Linked DNA regions of Homo sapiens: regions 2, 3, 4 and 5 are each linked to region 1. Evidence: chromatin contacts called from ENCODE Hi-C or POLR2A ChIA-PET data. All regions are on one chromosome and are shown on one strand. Each heading gives the region's core, a stretch centred on a gene start or an enhancer-like site at or near the end of the contact. The rest is flanking DNA. Distances are from core to core; before and after follow the strand shown.

Region 1 (3,614 bases), core at 570-3,069:
GTAGCAGCTGCCCCGTGGTCCGGGCTGAATCCTCCCCATGACTTGGAGTCGGCTCTGACCTTGCCAGAACTTGAGGCTGAAGCCGGGCCCGCAACCGAGGCGCCCTGGTTCGTGATGGTGAAGTGGAAGCCAGTCTCCTTCACGTGGTCGTCACCCAGCTGGCTGTAGCCCAGGCCTCCCTGGCGGGGCGCGGGTCGGGTGGGGGCGTGCTGGTGCTCCACTTCACACACTGCTGCTCACTCTTTACGGGCCACGTGGGGAACATCGAGGGGTCAGTGGGGGGGCGGGGGGCGATCTCGCAGAAATACTCGCTTGCGGCCATCCTCAGTGCTCCTCCCGGGGAAGTAGGTCAGGAACTTGTTCGTAAGATGAAAGCCCTGTTCTGAGAGCAAGGCCCCCAAGCCCTTGCAGAGGTTGCTATAGGGGTACTGGCTGAAGGTCATCTTCTTGACTGCTGGAAGGTTACTGTAGCCATTCCTATTTGTTTTTGTTTTGATACACGTTCTGTCACCCAGGCTGGAGTGCAGGGCTGCAATCATAGCTCACTGCAGCCTCAAACTGCTGGGATTAAGCACCTCCTGCCTCAGTCACCCGAGTATCTGGGACTATAGTCTGCAAGCCACCACATTGGGCTAATTTTATTTTTTAATTTTTTGTAGAGATGGGGGTCTCCCTATGTTGACAGACATGTTGCCCATGCTGGTCTCGAATTCGTGGGCTCAGGGGATTCTCCCACCCCTGCCTCTGAAAGTGTTGGTGAGAGGTGACAGCGCGCTGGCAGCCCTCGTAGCCCTCGCTCGCTCTCGGTGCCTCCTTGGCCTCAGCGCCCACTCTGGCCGCGCTTGAGGAGCCCTTCAGCCCGCCGCTGCACTGTGGGAGCCCCTTCCTGGGATGGCCGAGGCCGGAGCCGGCTCCCTCAGCCTGCGGGGAGGTGTGGAGGGAGAGACACCGCAGGAACCGGGGCTGCGCACGGGGCTTGCGGGCCAGCTAGAGTTCCGGGTGGGCGTGGCCTTGGCGGCCCGCAGTCCGAGCGGCCGGCCGGCCGGCTCCGCCGACCCCAGACAGTAAGGGGCTTAGCACCTGGGCCAGCAGCTGCGGAGGATGCGCCAGGTCCCCCAGCAGTGCCGGCCCACCGGCGCTGTGCTGGATTTCTTGCCGGGCCTTAGCTGCCTCCCTGCAGGGCAGGGCTCGGGACCTGCAGCCTGCAATGCCTGAGCCTACCCTGCCCACCCGCCATGGGCTTCTGCGCGGCCGGAGCCTCCACGGACAAGTGCCGCCCCCTGTTCCACCGCGCCCAGTCCCATGGACCGCCCAAGGGCTGAGGAGTGCCGGCACACGGCTCAGGACTGGCAGGCAGCTCCACCTGCGGCCCCAGTGGAGGATCCACTGGACGAAGCCAGCTGGGTTCCGGAGTGTGGTGGGGACTTGGAGAATCTTTATGTCTAGCTAAGGGATTGTAAATACACCAATCAGCACTCTGTATCTAGCTCAAGGTTTGTAAATGCACCAATCAGCACTCTGTGTCTAGCTCAGGGTTTGTAAATACACCAATGGACACTCTGTATCTAGCTAATATAGTGGGGACGAAAACTTTTGTGTCTAGCTCAGGGATTGTAAACACACCAATCAGCACCCTGTCAAAACGGACCAATCAGCTCTCTGTAAAACAGACCAATCGGCTCTCTGTAAAATGGACCAATCAGCAGGATGTGGGTGGGGCCAGATAAGAGCATAAAAGCAGGCTGCCCGCTCCTGCTGCGGCAGGCAGGTGGGGTGTTTTCTTTGATACCGAGGTGGCTTTTTTTCTTTTGCTGTTTGCAGTAACTTGCTATTGCTGCTGCTACTGCTCCGTGCGTGGGTCTGGCCTATGAGCTGTAACACTCACCCTGAAAGTGTGTAGTTTCGCTCTTGAAGCCAGTGAGGCCGGAAACCAACTGGGAAGAAGGAACAACTCCAGATGTGCTGCTTTAAAGAGTTGTAATGCTCACCGTGAAGGTCTGTAGTTTCATTCCTGAGCCAGCAAGACCACGAACCCACCAGAAGGAAGAAACTCCGAATGCATCTGAAGGTCAGAAGGAACAAGCTCTGGATACGCCGCCTTTAAGAACCCTGAGATTCACCACGAGAGTCTGCGGCTTCGTTCTTGAAGTTAGTGAGACCAAAAACCCACCAATTCTGGACACATTGGGATTAAAGGTGTGCCACTGCGCCAGCCAGCGTTACGTCTGTTTTGATAGTCTTGCATGCTTGCTGTAGTTCACAATGTAAGGGGAAGTTAGAAACCCATTGAGATGCAAAGTTCTCACCATATGATAATAGCTACGTCTCATAGGACCTAGCAAGGGGTTAAGGGGTGGGTTCTCTGAGTACTGACCTCCCCCCGTATTGAGCCTTGGGAGAGAGTGTTTCCCTTTTCCTGGGCTTTAGGAGACATTTATTTGTTGGCCTGTACTGTGCTTCACTCTGGAAGGGTCCTGGATAGCTTTCACTGTTGAGAGAACTGAAAGGAGAGTTAACTTGTTTGTAGCTCTGTGAGTCTCCACAGAGGGTCATGGAGTTTCTACAATTTGTGAATCCGAAGCTTGGACTCACGTTGATCCGTTATTTATGATGTGGCTTGCACCTCAATTTCCAGCAACAATTCGTGCTAATTTAATTTAGGAAATAACTGGCTGGGCGCGGTGGGTCACGCCTGTTGTAATACCAGCGCTTTGGGAGGTTGAGGTTGGGGGGATCACCTGAGGTCAGGAGTTCAAGACCAGCTTGGCCAACATGGTGAAACCCTTTCTCTACTAAAAATACAAAAATTGGCGGGACGCAGTGGCATGTGCCTGTAGTCCCAGCTACTCTGGAGGCTGAAGCAGGAGAATCGCTTGAACCCGGGAGGCAGAGGTTGCAGTGAGCGAAGATCGTGCTACTGCACTCCAGCCTGGGTGCAGAGACTTTCGTCTCAAAAATATAATAATCCAGTGTGTATTTTATACTTAAGTACATCTCAATTGAGACTGGCCACATTTCAAATGCTCAATAGCCACATGTGGCCAGTGGTTGCCATATTGAACAGTATACTTCTAAATCCTTTTGGATCTTCTATGAAGATAATCATATGGACTGAGAATAATAATTTTTTCTTTTTTCACTCCTTATACTTTTCCCTCCCCCTGACTTTTCTTGTTACACTTGCCTGGCAAGGCCCTTAGTGAAAAATTGAATGGAAGCAGTGATACTGTCATCTTTGTCTTTTTCCAGACTCTAAAGGGAAAGTTCACAACACTTTGTTATGTGTGAATGTTTTTGGTGGTGGTTCTACTTTAAGCAGATTCCCATCTATTTCTATTGTAATAAGATAAAAACATAGCTGGGCTTGGTGGCTCATACGTGTAATCCCAGCACTTTGGGAGGCCGAGGCTGTAGGGAAGGCTTGAGCCCAGGAGTTCGAGGCTGGCGCCTGGCCAACGTGGTGAAACTCTGTTCCTACAAAAAAACACAAAAATTAGCCAGGTGGGGTGGTGCGAGTCTGTAGTCTCTACCGCTTGGGAGGATGAGGTGGGAGGATCACTTGGGCCCGGGAGGTCGAGGTTGCAGTAAACCTACATTGCACCACTGCACTCCAG
Region 2 (3,614 bases), core at 442-2,941, 1.8 Mb before region 1:
CGAGAATCGCTTGAACCTGGGAGGTGGAGGTTGTAGTGAGCTGAGATCGCACCACTGCACTCCAGCCTGGGCAACAAGAGCGAAACTCCGTCTCAGAAAAAAAAAAAAAAAAGGAGAAGATATGCAATGTGATAGTGGGACCCGAGTGACTTGCTTTTGCTTGCTCAGGTCCACGTTCCTTGATCCATGTGTCCCATTCCACTCTCCATGCTCTGTCTTCTGATCCTCACTGTGTGGCCAGGACATAGAAGGTCTTCACTGCTATCACGTGACACTATAGTTCCTGAGGGCAGGAACTATATTTTCCATTTCTAAGAGTGCCTTGACAGATTCCTCATTGAGCTGAGAAAATAGCAACCTACATCTGGCATGTGTCTACAACTGCATCTCAAACCTTGTTATTTGTAAAGCTTCTCATACCATCCCCCTTCATCTGTGAAAGCCCTCAAGGGCTTTCAGCACTGATATAGTCTCCCCTCCTAGGGCGCATTTCACACCAATTAAGGATCCACAAGCCCATCCCTTTACCTGAATGAGATATTCCAACTTAGCTGCCCCTTCCCAGTTTGACCTTTTCTGTTAATATTTTAATGCAGAGAGATGTGTCCCATCAGATTTCTTAGGCTGTAGATACTGATTCCCTTCAAGGGCTGTTTAGATGCTACTGCTGATGAAGTGGCAGGACAGGATGCTCTCAGCCAAAGACAGGGACACTCTCTCACCAAAGCAGCAGGGAGTAACACACACCCCTACAGCCTTCACAGCCCCTAGAATCCACCGGGGCAATGCCAAAGAACTGACACTAAGGTATGCTGGAGTTGGCTAAGGCCTCTAACTTAGTTTCATGAAAAAAGTGTGGGCATTTGTAAGGGCCTGTTTAATCCATTCCAGCTCCACCCCCCTGCACCACCCCCCACTTTGTACTGTGAGTTTCTGAGCAGAAATAACCAACTACAGATGGTTTCACTACTTCAAAGATGTTGAGAAACCACTGACCCAGAGATAGGAGGGAACTGGAACTCCAAACCTCAGGGCAACTACTCACCACCAGCACTTGTGGTGACCAAATCAACACACTTCCAGAACCTAGAGCTGTTCTCTGTGTATGTGTGTGTGTGTGTGTGTGTGTGTGTGTGTGCACGCTTTTTTTTTGACCAACCACTATCACTTTCCACCCAGAACAGATGCCTGTAACACTGAACACAGCTTTACATAAGCATCTATGGCTGTGATTCTCAATCCCGGCCACATACCGGAATCACCTAGGAAAGTTAAAAAACATGGATTTCCCCAGGCCGGCCTGTAGAAATTTGAAATTCACTGGTCTCCAGGGGTGGTCTGAGCATCAAAATTTTTAAAAGCAGCCATGGTTGAGAACCTTCCATGGTAACACCAACAACCAATTGCAAATCATGAGGAATCAAGAATCCTAGCCCTCACAGCCCACCCTGAACCCCAAACCTCTTTCCATCCTGTCCTCAACTGCAGGCCCCCATTTCTAGTCCAGAGTTGACTATACAGTGATTCTGAAACTATTCAAATGAGTAATAGAGTCATTTCTTTGAATGCAAGTGCAGGAATCAGAGTTTTTAAGGTGGAAGAAACTTTAAAATCCTGCTAAGCCAACACCTTCAGTTTATAGAAGAGGAAGCCAGGGGCCAGGGCAGAAAAGTGACTCACCCAAGGTCCTGAAGCTGGTTCACAATGAGGCAGACCTAGAACCCAGGCCTGCTGCCTCTAATTCTCTCTCCTCCACACCAGAGGAGCCCCTATGGTGACAGCCGCTGGACAAAAACGGTGACAAAGGATGGGTCAGTTGTTTACTGAGCCGTATGCTTTCAGAGGCCATCCTCTAAATGCTTCACCTCTGAAATGCTCAGTCTCCTCACTGGCCTTAAAACAACTGAGGGCAAATATAGCCAAGATAGTGCTTCTCTTTAAAGATTCCCGAGCATCCTAGTCGATCATAATCCTCAAAGAATATACTTTCCGGCTGTCTGAGGTTCATGAAAAAAGCCATTAGCACAGAGTCTAACCCAGGTTTGAAAGGGCACTCTGTTGAGCAGCAGGTCTGAGGGACTGAAGCCAGCAGTAGATTCTAGTTTCTTACGGATAAGAGAGAGCTGATTGTTGGTTTCCACATCTCTAACCAACCTGTGAACACGTTTCCCTTCCTTCCTGTATTTTTATGGCACTACGGTTGGAATGCAGCCGGTGCCTAGAAGCACAGAAAACCTGTGCTTCAGGCTAAATTTGAATTCCTCTTTGCCTGCAGACTGATTTCCCCTACCCTGGGAGTCGGTTCTCAGGGGAGGTCTCATTTCACCCTGGGACGCTCCATGAGGGCAGAGCTATGTGTGACCATCCTCATCAGCAACGCATTGCAGCTCCTGGACCACTGTGTCTGATGGCACCACCACCAACAAAAGAAGCTCAGTAAATATGTGATGAATTAAACAACAATGATAATACAATTAAATAGGTCATTAAGGAATGGTTCCCCTCTGAAGGCAGAGCATCAGATGAAAACTTAGATTTGTCCCCCAGGAAAATATATGCATTGAGAAAACAGCCAAAGGCAAGAAGCCAAGGAGAGTTCAGAGGGCTATCATGAAAATCTGAGACTGGCCAGGCACGGTGGCTCATGCCTGTAATCCCAGCACTTTGGGAGGCCGAGGCAGGCAGATCACGAGGTCAGGAGATGGAGACCATCCTGGCTAACACAAAGAAACCCCGTCTCTACTAAAAATACAAAAAAAAAAAATTAGCCAGGTGTGGTGGCAGACGCCTGTAGTGCCAGCTACTCGGGAGGCTGAGGCAGGAGAATAGCATGAACCCCGGAGGCAGAGCTTGCAGTGAGCCGAGATCGCATCACTGCACTCCAGCCTGGGCGACAGAGCGAGACTCCATCTCAAAAAAAAAAAAAAAAAAAAAAAGAAAAAAAAAGAAAATCTGAGAACGGATACACAGATTCTTTCAGATTCTCCCTTCAAGCTTGTCATTTTGTAGAAGAGAAGACCAACACCCAGGAAGTCAAGTTGACTTCCCCAAAGTCATAAAGCCCATCTCCACCAGCAAGAGAGGCCAAGGACCCTCAACCTCACCCAGAAAACAGGATGCTAAGATCACAGTTTCTTTGGGTCTCATTTTATTTGTTCACTTGCTAATTCAACACTTTTTAGAACCTGGGGGCTCCAGTAATCATGAACATCAGAGTAGGTTGTGTGAGGAGAAAGAAGAAGAAATGGCAAACATTCAATTTCAGATATTGTAGGGATGTTCAGGTATTGTCCAGAGAGCAGCTGGAGCTGAGGGGTCCCTAGCTCTGGAGAACTGCAGATCTGGAAGATATCCCCACATTGAAAGCACACGAAACCCAGGGAGAGCAGAAGTAGTTTGAACTGCAATTCTGACTCAGCCCAGCTGGGCAGAATGATGTCCAGCATATGGTTTGATTTTCTCATCGTTGAAGTTAAAGCAGATAGCAAAAAATAAAAATAAAAAAACACAGTGGCCAAAAGATGACATTTAAAAAGATCCCTGGATCAAAGCCTTTTTGTGAGTACTGTTATTTCATCCTCCTCCTAACGGTAACCACTTCCCACATGAACCCC
Region 3 (3,614 bases), core at 668-3,167, 1.8 Mb before region 1:
GACAGTCCCTGGTGCTTTCTACTCATTCCTCGGCAGCCTGGGACCCCCAAAAGAGCCAGCCCCCAACACACACGCTCTCTCCCTTGGTTCAGCATCAAAGGAGGCTGAGAGGTAGAGACAGGAAGCCAAGGTACCCGCACCCCCAGTTCCCAGCCAGGCACATCTAAGCTAAGGAAGGCCCTGGGGGAGTGAAGTCACTGACCCCTTCTATCAGCCATCTGTGGGCTCCCGCCCGACCTAGCTAGCGCGCAACGGGAAGGATAAAGGAGATCCAGACAGATGGCAGCGCGCTTTGGGAAGGAAGGCTCTACAGGAATGCGAGGGCCGATGCGAGGCCCACTTTGGGGTGTGTTTTGTTATCTGCCCGGCTGCAGCCTGCCCCTCTCCCTCGTTCTGCACGGTTTCAAAATCTCTTGGACCAAAAGAAGGGCAAAAGAGTCGGGATGGGGGGGTGGGAGGTGGGAGAAGACCCTATTTTCCGCCACTTGTCTCTCCCATTTGGAAGTCAGAGCATTGCACTGCAACCAAAGTGCGTGCATGCTCAGGGGGCGGGAGACTGGCACAACCGAGTCTAAAAATACTCGATAAAAATGCTAATCCCGAAGGCAAAGAAAGAACGAAGAAGGAATCTGTCAATCACTAGGCTCCCGCTCCTCACCCACAGCCCCAGCTGTACGGACCGCATTCCTGTAGAGGAAAGTGGGGAGACCCGACTGAAGAAAAGAAACGCAAAGACACCACCACCTCCACGAGCGCGGGCCGCGGGGGCGGGAGGCGGCGGCGGAGGAGGGGCTCCGGCCCGCGGAGCCGAACAAAGCGGGCCTCAACTTCCAGCCCCAGCTCCCCGGAGTGGGGGCGGCCGAGTCCCGCAGCAACCCGCTCTCCCCTCCCGGAGGTGGAAAGGGAATGTGAGGTGTGGAAGCCAGAGTGCCGCGTGGAAGCCTCGGGCTCTGATCTTTGCAAATCAGAGATGGTTTTGTTTGGGGTCCCCCCACCCCCTTCCTGCCCGCGCTCTCCCACTCTCACACACACGCACCCACACAGTCTCACTCCCTCCCTCTCTCTCCCTCTTCCCATCTCCAGCCCCACTGGGTCGGCCCCGCAGTGCCAGGGGGCTGGGCCGGCGTGACCCCGGGTCCCCCCCGGGCGGGCCCCCACCTGGGGATGGTGATGCACTTGGTGTTGACGTTCTGCGTGGTGATGGCCTTCTCCAGCTCGTCCAGCTGCCCCGTCTTCTTGAGTTTCTTGACCAGGCTCTTGACCGCCTTCTCGCACCATTTCTCCTCCTGCCCGTTCTGCTCGCCCTTCTTCCAGCCCAGCAGGCGCTTCACGATCGGGGGAGTGAAAGGCAGGATGGACGACATGGCTGGGGAGGGCGCGCGGGCGGCGAGGAGCGCCCCCGGCGGGGCTGGGCTCGACGGGACGCCGGGGGCGCAGAGGGGAGCTCGGCCGGGGCCTGCCGCGGTCGCCCAAACTTCGCCTCAACTCTCGGCGAAGTTGCCGGGGCGCCGGGCCGGGCCGCGGCGCTGCAGCCTGCGGGGCTCGGCGCGCGGCCCTGCGCCCGGAGCGGCTCCCACGGCGAAGAGAAGAGCGGCCGGGCGGGCGGACGGCAGCAGTGCAGGGTCGGGAAGGCCCCGAACGCGGGGCGGAGGCGGCGGCCGCGAGACTCCAAGTGGCAGCAGAAGTTTGGGTTTCCGCACGGGGTAGCTGTTTGGGTGCCGCCTCCGGGAAGGAAAGTCCAACCCCCGGCCAAACTTCGCTCGCCTCGCTAGCTTTGATGCGCAGATCCCTCCGCCTCTGCGGCCTCACCGCCCCGCCACCCTCCTCCTCCCGGCTCGCCGCTCGCTCGCTCGCTGGCTGGGCCGGCCCGGGGCGTGCGCCGCGCTCCCGCTCCCGCCCGCTCCCAGTCTGTGTTTCATGCAAATCCGCGTGCAGCCTCCTTTCCAAGTGCTGTCACCGCCCCCTCGCCGCCGGGGCTCCCCGCCTCCTCCCCCGCGCCCCGCCACCTCCTCCCGCGGGCGCCCTGCCCGCCCCCTGCTCCGGGGAGGGCGCCCGGCCGGCCACCACCCCGCGCCCAGCACGCCCACGTGGGCGACCCGGGCGGCGGCAGTCCTGGCTGGAGCGCGCGGGACCCTGCGCGGCCCCGACCTGAAGTCGGGCGGGCGCGGGGAGGAAGTCCTGGGAAACACGGCGAGAGGGGCCTCGGGCGGGAGGGCTGAGCGCGGCCCGTGGCGTCCGCTCTCGGAGTCCACACTCGGGCGGCTCGGTTGGAGTTGCGGGCCGGAGAGGGTTGGACTCGCAGCAAGTAAGCGTCGTCCGGACGCGAGTGCACCCTGGAGAGGACCCGAGCCCGAGAGGGGGCGCGCGGAAGGCCCGGGCCCAGGAAGTTGGGGCCCGCACTTGGCCTCGCGCTTGCTGATCCCCGTCAAGGCCCTTGGCCGGCGCCGGCGCCCCTGGGCTGTTTTTATTCTCTAGTCGGTGAGATCACACCGGCCGAGAGCCTCGGGAACGTGTGCGGAGGAGGAGGGGGTGAGAAGTGGGTCCTCAGAAGTGGAGAGCTGGGGACACCAGTGACAACCTGGACAATGGCTGGAGCCAGGGGTCTCTTGAGCCTTGTGAACCGAGTGCCCGGCAGAAAATGAGCCTCAAGGACATCTGTTGAGTTCTTGAAGGAATGAATGGAGGGGCTTTCGAATTTATCTTTGAAAGAAATTTACATAACAGGGTGTTTGTTGCTGGATCTCCTGATAGAGAAGGATCGGAAATTTGATAATTGCCAATAAATGGAAGAGAGTTTTGTTTCCAAAGCAATGAACTCACAAAAAAGTGGGGCAAGACAGGAGTTTTCGGAGAGTTTGTGTATTCAAAAAAAGCAAAACAACAACAAACCAATTGGCACATTGGGGAGCTCCGCGGCTTTTCTCCCCACCAAAAGAATTCAGGGGCGTCTGCCCGCAGGGCCCTCGGCGGTTTTCAGGAGCTACTCCAGGCCCCTCGGCCTTTCTCTTGCTGCCTCCCGCAGCCGACTAGCCGGTGTCTAAGCCCTTTGTTTGTTTTTAACAGCAGGAATCTCCCACCCCCACCCCTGCTTTGTTAAAAAAAAAAAGTTATCTGGAACCCTCAAGTGGGTGGGGAGTTACAAAGCCCTGTGAGGTGTGGCGGAATCCACAGTCAGCCCAGAAGCGGCAGGGGCCCTTGCCTTGCTCCGGAGAACCGCCTCCCACAAGCCAATCCGCAGCTGCTGCTGCAGAAGTGCGCTGTGCTCCTCACCCTCCTCTCTTCCTAAATACCCGCCTGAAAAGGAGAATACGTGAAAGCCAACTGAGGCTTGACAACCTGGCTTCCGTTCCTTGCTGGTCCTCCTGTTAACGCGCTGCCGCTGTGGTCTTAGGTTTCACTCTCCTCTTCCCGTCCGTCAAGAGAGACAAGGATGACACAATCCACATTTATTGATTGCTTTCTTCATTCCGGGTAGTCCGCCTGCTGCCCTTTGATTCAGTCTTAACAGTGGTTGGTGAGGTAGATGTTCCTGTGCCTCACGTTTACGGAGGCACAGAGAGATTACATTACTTACTCAGGGTTCCAAGTGGCAGAGCTGGAATTTGAACCCAATA
Region 4 (3,614 bases), core at 361-2,860, 1.2 Mb after region 1:
CAGGTATTTAATCGACAGTTCGACATGTTCAATGCTATGGTGCCCTGTGGGAGCACAGGGAAAGAGATAATCAATTCTGCTTGGAGAAGTAGGGAGGCCTCACAGATGAAGTGAGGCCTCAGTGTCCTAGATTTGGCTGGAAAAATGTTAGGATTATCCTCTCAATTGCTGTGGAGTAAGTGGAGTGGAATAGACGGCAGGGAAATTATTGAACCCTGACCAAAATTTCCTTGGGACCTAAGCAATTCATTGTCTGGTGATCCTAAGGCCTACATTAACTAGACAAACAAGACTGGAGTTTAAAGATAAATGGGCATGTTAGCATGGGACAATTCTGCAAGATAATCCTATCTTCTCAATAGAAATGGCATTTGTCACCAACTTTGACAAGAGGTTTAGTTAGTTTGGTTGTAACTGCAAATTCAGGGATGGACTCCCTCACAGGTCATGTGAGCTGTTTGAAGGCGGGGGCAGCGTTTTATCTTTGTATCTTCCATGCCTATGGATCACCTATGGCAAATTAGTACCTACAAATTTGATCGGAGGGATGGATGGATAAAATAAAATCGATTTTGTTACTGGCATCCATCACACCCACGAACACCAGAGGGCTTAAGATACACTTTTTTTTTTTTTTTTTTTTTTGAGGGAAGTCTCGCTCTTCTCCCCCAGGCTTGAGTGCAATGGCTCGATCTTGGTTCACTGCAACCTCTGCCTCCTGAGTTCAAACGATTCTCCTGCCTCTGCCTCCCAAGTAGCTGGGATTAAGGCCCCTGCCACCACGCCCAGCTAATTTTTGTATTTTTTAGTAGAGACGGGGTTTGCCCATGTTGGCCAGGCTGGTCTCGAACTCCTGACCTCAGGTGATCCGCCCGCCTCGGCCTCCCAAAGTGCTGGGATTATAGGCGTGAGCCATCGCGCCCGGCCAAGATACACTTTTAAGGATGGCGATCTCCATTATGTCACCACTGTACACATTAGACACGGGAAAACTTATGTTCTAAGTTGTCTTTGGAGGCCATTAGCAGAAATATTCGTTCAAAGGTGGGAAGCTGTGCTGGACTGAGTCCCTTAGGAGACGAGAAAGCCAAAAAGCCCTCCCCATGCCATACCTGACTACCTCACTGGCTTCCCATGACATCCCTTTTCACAGCAACTGAAACCTACTTCCTGTCCGATCAGGAAGTAAGAAAGACGTTGGCTGTCAGCGGATCCCGCGGAGAAATAATTGTAAAGAGTCTCCGTGCTGGAGAACTCAAGATCTCCTTTCCCCTACCCCTTCAGGATTCATCTTTAACTTATCACGGATACTGAGTGAGTCAGTCGCGGTTAACAGACCGTTACATCCACTTCTACCAGGCGGACACTACAAGTCCCAGAATACAATTCGCTGCCTTCCGAAGAAAATAGCTCACGCATCCCAGCATGCAATGTGCTGACGAGCCGCGAAGATTGTTTTTGTCCCGCCGAAATCGAGCAAAGCACGCTGGAACTTGTAGTCCTTGAGGCCCCTTCCCTAGGTCCTTCGAGCTACTCCGTCTGGCCCCGCCTTTTCTCTGCTCTCCTGAACCTTTAGGCTTGTCTCGGCCCATTTGAAGACCAGGAAGTTGATCAATCCCGAGGCTGCTGAGAGACGGTGGCGCGATTGGGACAGTCGCCAGGGATGGCTGAGCGTGAAGATGCAGCGGGTGTCCGGGCTGCTCTCCTGGACGCTGAGCAGAGTCCTGTGGCTCTCCGGCCTCTCTGAGCCGGGAGCTGCCCGGCAGCCCCGGATCATGGAAGAGAAAGCGCTAGAAGTTTATGGTAATTAATTTTACCCAGCACAGCATTTGGCGTTATAGGTGCAGGCCGGAGCTGAGGGGTGCGGGGATGATGGCCTCACCTGAGGGCTGGGAGGGGAGACCTTTTTTTTTGTTTGTTTGTTTGTTTGTTTTTGGCCAGATCTTGTCCGGGGCGTAGCAGGCGCTTTCTTCGGGGTCCTAAGTCACGTGGGGGGTGTGGGTCTTTCTGGGAACTGGGCTCTTCGTAAACCTGGGGCAAGCCGAACCCAGAGGTCTTAAAAGCTTCATTCTCCACGTGTGGCCTACGTCTTAGTAACCATTCCAAGACTTGTGGGGAGACCACAAGTCTAGGGTGCCTGGTTAGGAAGCAAAGCTGGCCTGATTGCACTACTAGAGCCTCGTTCTCTAGCTCCTGGACACGCACTCTTGCTACCGCTGAGGGCGCTTGTGGGTGACAGTCGAGTTGGGGACTGGCCCAAGGTCACAGCCACTCTATCCGGCAAAGTCAGTAAGCAGAGGTCCCCGAAAGAAGAGAACGAGATTGGCTTCTTGTAGCAAGGCCTTGTGTACACACACATAACGCACACACACACATACACACTCTTCCATGTTGCATATTAAATATTTTCTGTTTAACCCTTGGGGCCATCTTTATTGTACAAATGAGGAAACAAAGGTTAAAGAACTACCTGGAGGTCACACTGCCAGTAAGGAACAGAGCCAAAAAGCAAAGGCTGTGCCTACTGGTTCTAACCGTAATGCACTTTCCACCACTTCACAATTGCCTTACAACTTTTTGTTTGTTTGTTTTTTTAATTATGTTGTATTGTTTTTGAAAACCGAAAAGACTGGATATAATATTGAGAGATCTAACCATAGAATACAAATATAATTCAAGTAAGGATTATAGGCCAGTAGAAGGAAGCCAGGGTTAGGAAATACTCTGGGAGCTAATTTGGTTGACCTCTCTTACTAGAGGCAGGACTTACCTAATCAGCCTCCAGGCAGATGATAATTGTGAGTAAAATGATCTCCACAAAGCAGACCACATCCCTGTCCTGCCAGATCTCTGTCCACATAATCTAGGGATGGTAGGGCACTGGAGATACAACTTTGGAAGAGAGTGACTCTAGTCTTCAAACTGATATTGAAGGAAACCCATATATGCAAAAATAGAGTATGTAATAGAAGGCTGTAGACTGAATAAGAGATACAGAAATTCAGAGAAAGGGAGATACTAGTCTCTGACTGAGGGGATCTAGAAAGACTTTGAAATAAAGAGAAGGAGCCACTTGAGTTGGGCCTCAAAGAATAATTAGGATCTAGATATGTAGAGGGTCAGAGGGCATACTAAGAGGAAACTTAAAAGCATGGAGGTAAGAAGATAGGAAATGACAGATAGATGGGGCTATAGGATAGGGTTTGTGGTTAAATGTGAAGATGTGGTTGAACATTGTTCTAGGTAGTGGGATGCAGTTGGATACTGAAGGTTTTAAATATAAATGAAGAATTTTAATAGTGCAGTGCTGTGGAAGAATGTTAGTGTGGGGAGTAATATGAGGAGAACTTTCTTTTAAATTTTTTTTTTTTTTTTTTTTTTTTTGAGACAGGGTCTCACTCTGGTAATCAGGCTGGAGTGCAGTGGTGCAATCACTGCTCACTGCAGCCTCCATCCACCTCCAGGGCTCAAGCCATCCTCCCACCTCAGCCTCCTGACTGACTGGGACCATAGGCATGCACCACCATGCCCAGCTAATTTTTGTATTTTTTTGTAGAGATGAGGTTTTGCTATGTTACCCAGGCTGGTCTTGGACTCCTGAGCTCAAGTGATTT
Region 5 (3,614 bases), core at 810-3,309, 1.1 Mb after region 1:
TTAGTAGCTTTATAATTCTCCTCTACAAATGCGGAATATGTGTCCAGACAGAAGATAGAACTATGATGAGCAATGTAAAACCATACTGCATATGTAGCCAACAGAACAACTGTCAATCTGGGCATGATTGACTCCTTCCAGTTTGTTACTACTCTTTAATTACTTTTTCACAGGCAGGTAGCAGTGGAAGAATCATGAGAGAAAAGTTTCACATTGAGAGCATTTTATCCATCAACCTGATTTCTTTTGAAAGTGGGAGTGGGAGAAAGGCTGCTGTGATGCCATTTTAGCCTTAGCTCCTCATGTGCAGGAGGCTACTTGGGTTTTTTGAGTGTTTCTTTGTTTTTGAGACAGGGTGGAGTGCAGTTTCACGATCACAGTACACTGCAGCCTTGACCTTCTGGGCTCAGGTGATTCCCCCACCTCAGCCTCTGGGGTAGCTGCGACTACAGATGCGCACCACCACGCCCTGCTAATTTTTGTATTTTTTGTAGAGACAGGTTTCACCATGTTGCCCAGGCTCAAACTCCTGGACTCAAGTCATCTGCCTGCCACAGCCTCTCAAAGTGCTGGGATTACAGGTATGAGCTACTGTGCCCAGCTGGAGGCTACTTTGAAAACATGATTTAGTAAACATTTTTCTCTGGCTATGGCAGCCTGAGACCAGTGAGTGAAGAAAGAGGCTTAACAAAATAGGAGAAAAAAAAAAAAAAGGGATGAGAGATGGATCTGGAAGATCATCTTTGTCAGTATAACAATGTTTAAAACTTCCTCCTGATTGGGGTTGTCTGAATTGAGGTGCAAGGATGGGAAATAAGAGAACTGTCTTGAAGCTCTACAACCTGTGTAAGGCCGCTGTAATGAACAACAAAGTTAATGCCAGTGGCCTTGCATAACTTCAGTCTCAGGTCAGCGCCTCATGAAGACTACATTGCATAATTTATGTAAATGGAGCCCTGCCTATAATCTGTGCTGTGACGACCTGGAATTTCTACGAAGTTAATCGTTGAAAATTAGTTTTAAAGACGTTTTAACGCCATAGGTCCAAATTTTGGAAGTTTGTGTTTTGGTTTGTTTTGGTGTGTAAGACTCCCAGTACCAAAGTATCTATGTTGTAGATTGGGACAACACTAAGTGTGTGAAGACCTAAAATAGCCCTGTGGGGACATCTAGTAACTATTCCTGACCTCCGGAAAAAGGCATTGTATCCTCAGGCCGTGGCATAAATTATTTCTCATGTCAGTGCGGATGTGAAGCTATCCCAACCAGGACTTGTTGGGCACTCAGTACTGCCGCGCTGTGAGGGAGCTGTGGACAGAGTAAATGCAACACAGTCCCTTCCGCAGAAAAAAAAAAAAATGTAGTCTATTGGGGGAAAAGGTAAAGGAAGTTAAGAACAGCGTATACAATAAGATGTCCATTGATATACACAACAGTAAGCACAGCAAGATTACAGAAGGGAGAGAAAAATGGGTAGTAACTTGACGGCCTCAGTAAAAAAGGAAGTGGGTTGTGCAGCAAGTTTTGCAAGACAAGTGGAGGAGCCGTACAAGGCCACGCTCGGTAAGGATAAATGTCCCTGAAGTGTTTGGAAGCCACAACGTTTAGAGCCAATTTGGCGGTGACAAACACTTGACTGGCCCAAAACAGTGACAAGCTTCCCGTGCCCCTTGTCCAGGCCCACGTATTTGCTAACCTCAAGCGCCAGCTACCGCAGGCCAGTGGAACAGCGCTCCGGGCGGGGCGGGCCGCGGAGCATGCCGGGGCTTGTGGTCTTCTCGGAGCCCGGGCCCGTGCTCTGCGAGGCCGCCTTCCGCCGGTGGCCTTCCTGTGGGCGGGAGAGGGCGGCCGGGAGCCCAATGAGGGAGCAATAACGTGGCAACCACCCACGAGCCCGCGTCGGTGCCCGCCCCGCAGGGGGACCTACTATCCGGCGCCGAGCCGGAGGGGGGAAACGGCGCCCGCCGCCCGCCCGGAGCCCGCGAGCAACCCCAGTCCCCCCCACCCGCGCGTGGCGGCGCCGGCTCCCTAGCCACCGCGGCCCCACCCTCTTCCGGCCTCAGCTGTCCGGGCTGCTTTCGCCTCCGCCTGTGGATGCTGCGCCTCTCCGAACGCAACATGAAGGTGCTCCTTGCCGCCGCCCTCATCGCGGGGTCCGTCTTCTTCCTGCTGCTGCCGGGACCTTCTGCGGCCGATGAGAAGAAGAAGGGGCCCAAAGTCACCGTCAAGGTCCGGTGGAGTCCGCGGCATTTACGGTGCCGGAGCTCGGGCCCGGGCGGCCTTGGCTTGGCCTTGGCTCAGCCCCTCCTCCCTCGGCTTCTGTCTGTGGCCTCGTGGCGTCTGGGCCGTCCTGCCCATTCAGTCCAGGGAACGACCCGGACCCACCCCGACACCCCCAGCCCCTGCCCTGACCCAGGGAGTTAGTTGGATCCCCGGATACCCATCTGGGGCCGACACTGGCAGTCTCAGAGCAGGCTTTTTGCAAACACCCCTCAGTGCTGGGGAGATGGTGAAAGATCACGCCTGCCGGATTCCGAATCCTTTCTCTCCTTAAGCCAAATTTTAGCCACTTCCAATTACAAAGCACAGTATGTATACTTCAAACTTAAGTGGTGAACTTAGGCTCCGCTCCTTATGGGTTTTCTAATGTTAATTTTTAGAATCTGGGTCCATTAGCTGTTTAGAGCAAATATTGTTATCCTGTAGTCCAAGGAGGGTATAGATAAGCATGTTTTCCAAGAAAAGGGTCTGGAGCTTTCATTAGATTCTCATAGGATTTTTACCGTCACCAAAATCAGATTCAGAACCACTTCTCTAAAAATATGGCTCTATTCTCTCTCCCATCCTCAGGTTAGCTTCTTGTACCTTCCCTCCCCTAGCAACGCCCCTTTAAAGAAGCTAAGTTGGAAATGGTCTCTTTCCTCAGGTGTATTTTGACCTACGAATTGGAGATGAAGATGTAGGCCGGGTGATCTTTGGTCTCTTCGGAAAGACTGTTCCAAAAACAGTGGATAATTTTGTGGCCTTAGCTACAGGAGAGGTAAGTGGCTGGAGCAGGGGTAGTCAACTCACATGAAGTGAAATTGGCACTGGGGATGGCAGCAAACTGACCTGCAGAGTTCAGCCGATCTGTAGCGTGGACCTCACTGAGCACCGACTGCCTGTTGCCCTGGGAACACAGTATTGCCCTTTCTTAAGAGTAATGGGGCCCTGACCAGGCACAGTGGCTCACACTTAAAATCCCAGCACTTTTGGAGGCCAAAGTAGGAGGATTGCTTGAGCCCAGGAGTTCAAGGCCAACCTGAGCAACATAGCAAGACCCTGTCTCTACCCCCGCAAATTTTTTTTTTTTTTTGAGACGGAGTTTCACTCTTGTCGCCTGGGCTGGAGTGCAGTGGTGCGGCCTCAGCTCACTGCAACCTCCGCCTCCCGGGTTTAAGTGATTCTCCTGCCTCAGCCTCCTGAGTAGCTGGGATTACAGGCATGCGCCACCACGCTTGGCTAATTTTGTATTTTTAGTAGTGACAGGGTTTCACCATGTTGGCCAGGCTGAACTCGAACTCCTGACCTCTGGTGATCCGCCTGCCTTGGCCTCCCAAAGTGCTGGGATTAGA

The links. A loop is a pair of places that touch in the nucleus more often than their neighbours do. ChIA-PET counts read pairs that join two places held with the same protein, here RNA polymerase II (POLR2A). Pooled maps may share reads with other maps.
Region 2: a loop to region 1 is called in a pooled map, with 10 times the contacts of the local background. The contact joins two enhancer-like sites. A Hi-C loop is called at or near these places in 1 of 37 single-sample maps with no recorded cell type and 5 of 50 pooled maps. POLR2A ChIA-PET finds 5 or more read pairs at or near these places in 2 of 52 experiments (B cell and activated naive CD4-positive, alpha-beta T cell).
Region 3: a map with no recorded cell type shows a loop between it and region 1 (4-fold over the local background). The contact joins the promoter of SMAD3 here to the enhancer-like site in region 1. A Hi-C loop is called at or near these places in 1 of 37 single-sample maps with no recorded cell type. POLR2A ChIA-PET finds 5 or more read pairs at or near these places in 2 of 52 experiments (B cell and T-cell).
Region 4: a map of CD8-positive, alpha-beta T cell shows a loop between it and region 1 (7-fold over the local background). The contact joins the promoter of CIAO2A here to the enhancer-like site in region 1. A Hi-C loop is called at or near these places in 3 of 168 maps with a recorded cell type or tissue (CD8-positive, alpha-beta T cell and naive thymus-derived CD4-positive, alpha-beta T cell), 3 of 37 single-sample maps with no recorded cell type and 11 of 50 pooled maps. POLR2A ChIA-PET finds 5 or more read pairs at or near these places in 1 of 52 experiments (activated B cell).
Region 5: a pooled map shows a loop between it and region 1 (8-fold over the local background). The contact joins the promoter of PPIB here to the enhancer-like site in region 1. A Hi-C loop is called at or near these places in 2 of 168 maps with a recorded cell type or tissue (both naive thymus-derived CD4-positive, alpha-beta T cell), 2 of 37 single-sample maps with no recorded cell type and 13 of 50 pooled maps. POLR2A ChIA-PET finds 5 or more read pairs at or near these places in 3 of 52 experiments (CD4-positive, alpha-beta T cell, Caco-2 and activated naive CD4-positive, alpha-beta T cell).

What each region holds. Positions count from the first base shown.
Region 1 is chr15:65,298,781-65,302,394 of GRCh38, reverse strand. No RefSeq gene overlaps it. Among named protein-coding and RNA genes, the nearest start is that of RNU5B-1, 4.1 kb to the left of the region's middle. RefSeq lists an enhancer at 689-1,204. Within about 2 kb of position 1,819, at least 3 of the 41 ENCODE cell types and tissues checked have a DNase peak (open chromatin) inside an H3K27ac peak, as active enhancers do; they include CD4-positive, alpha-beta T cell and CD8-positive, alpha-beta T cell, where a contact is called at or near this core.
Region 2 is chr15:67,083,393-67,087,006 of GRCh38, reverse strand. The region is part of intron 1 of SMAD3 (SMAD family member 3); the gene reads right to left. Among named protein-coding and RNA genes, the nearest start is that of SMAD3, 20 kb to the right of the region's middle. RefSeq lists an enhancer at 3,238-3,317. Within about 2 kb of position 1,691, at least 10 of the 41 ENCODE cell types and tissues checked have a DNase peak (open chromatin) inside an H3K27ac peak, as active enhancers do.
Region 3 is chr15:67,063,905-67,067,518 of GRCh38, reverse strand. SMAD3 (SMAD family member 3) reads right to left here and starts at 1,917. Exons shown (of 9, transcript NM_005902.4): 1 at 1,159-1,917. The coding sequence starts at 1,364. It overlaps SMAD3-DT (SMAD3 divergent transcript), which reads left to right and starts at 3,337. Exons shown (of 6, transcript NR_135686.1): 1 at 3,337-3,614. RefSeq lists silencers at 701-790, 811-870, 1,121-1,170, 1,321-1,480, 1,651-2,140 and enhancers at 591-1,359, 2,899-3,614.
Region 4 is chr15:64,091,834-64,095,447 of GRCh38, reverse strand. CIAO2A (cytosolic iron-sulfur assembly component 2A) reads left to right here and starts at 1,610. Exons shown (of 5, transcript NM_032231.7): 1 at 1,610-1,803. The coding sequence starts at 1,680. RefSeq lists enhancers at 1,198-1,927, 2,288-2,337, 1,973-2,535.
Region 5 is chr15:64,161,467-64,165,080 of GRCh38, reverse strand. PPIB (peptidylprolyl isomerase B) reads left to right here and starts at 2,059. Exons shown (of 5, transcript NM_000942.5): 1 at 2,059-2,229; 2 at 2,927-3,040. The coding sequence starts at 2,095. RefSeq lists enhancers at 1,545-1,594, 1,701-2,201, 2,145-2,394, 2,202-2,702, 2,936-3,500 and a silencer at 1,735-2,094.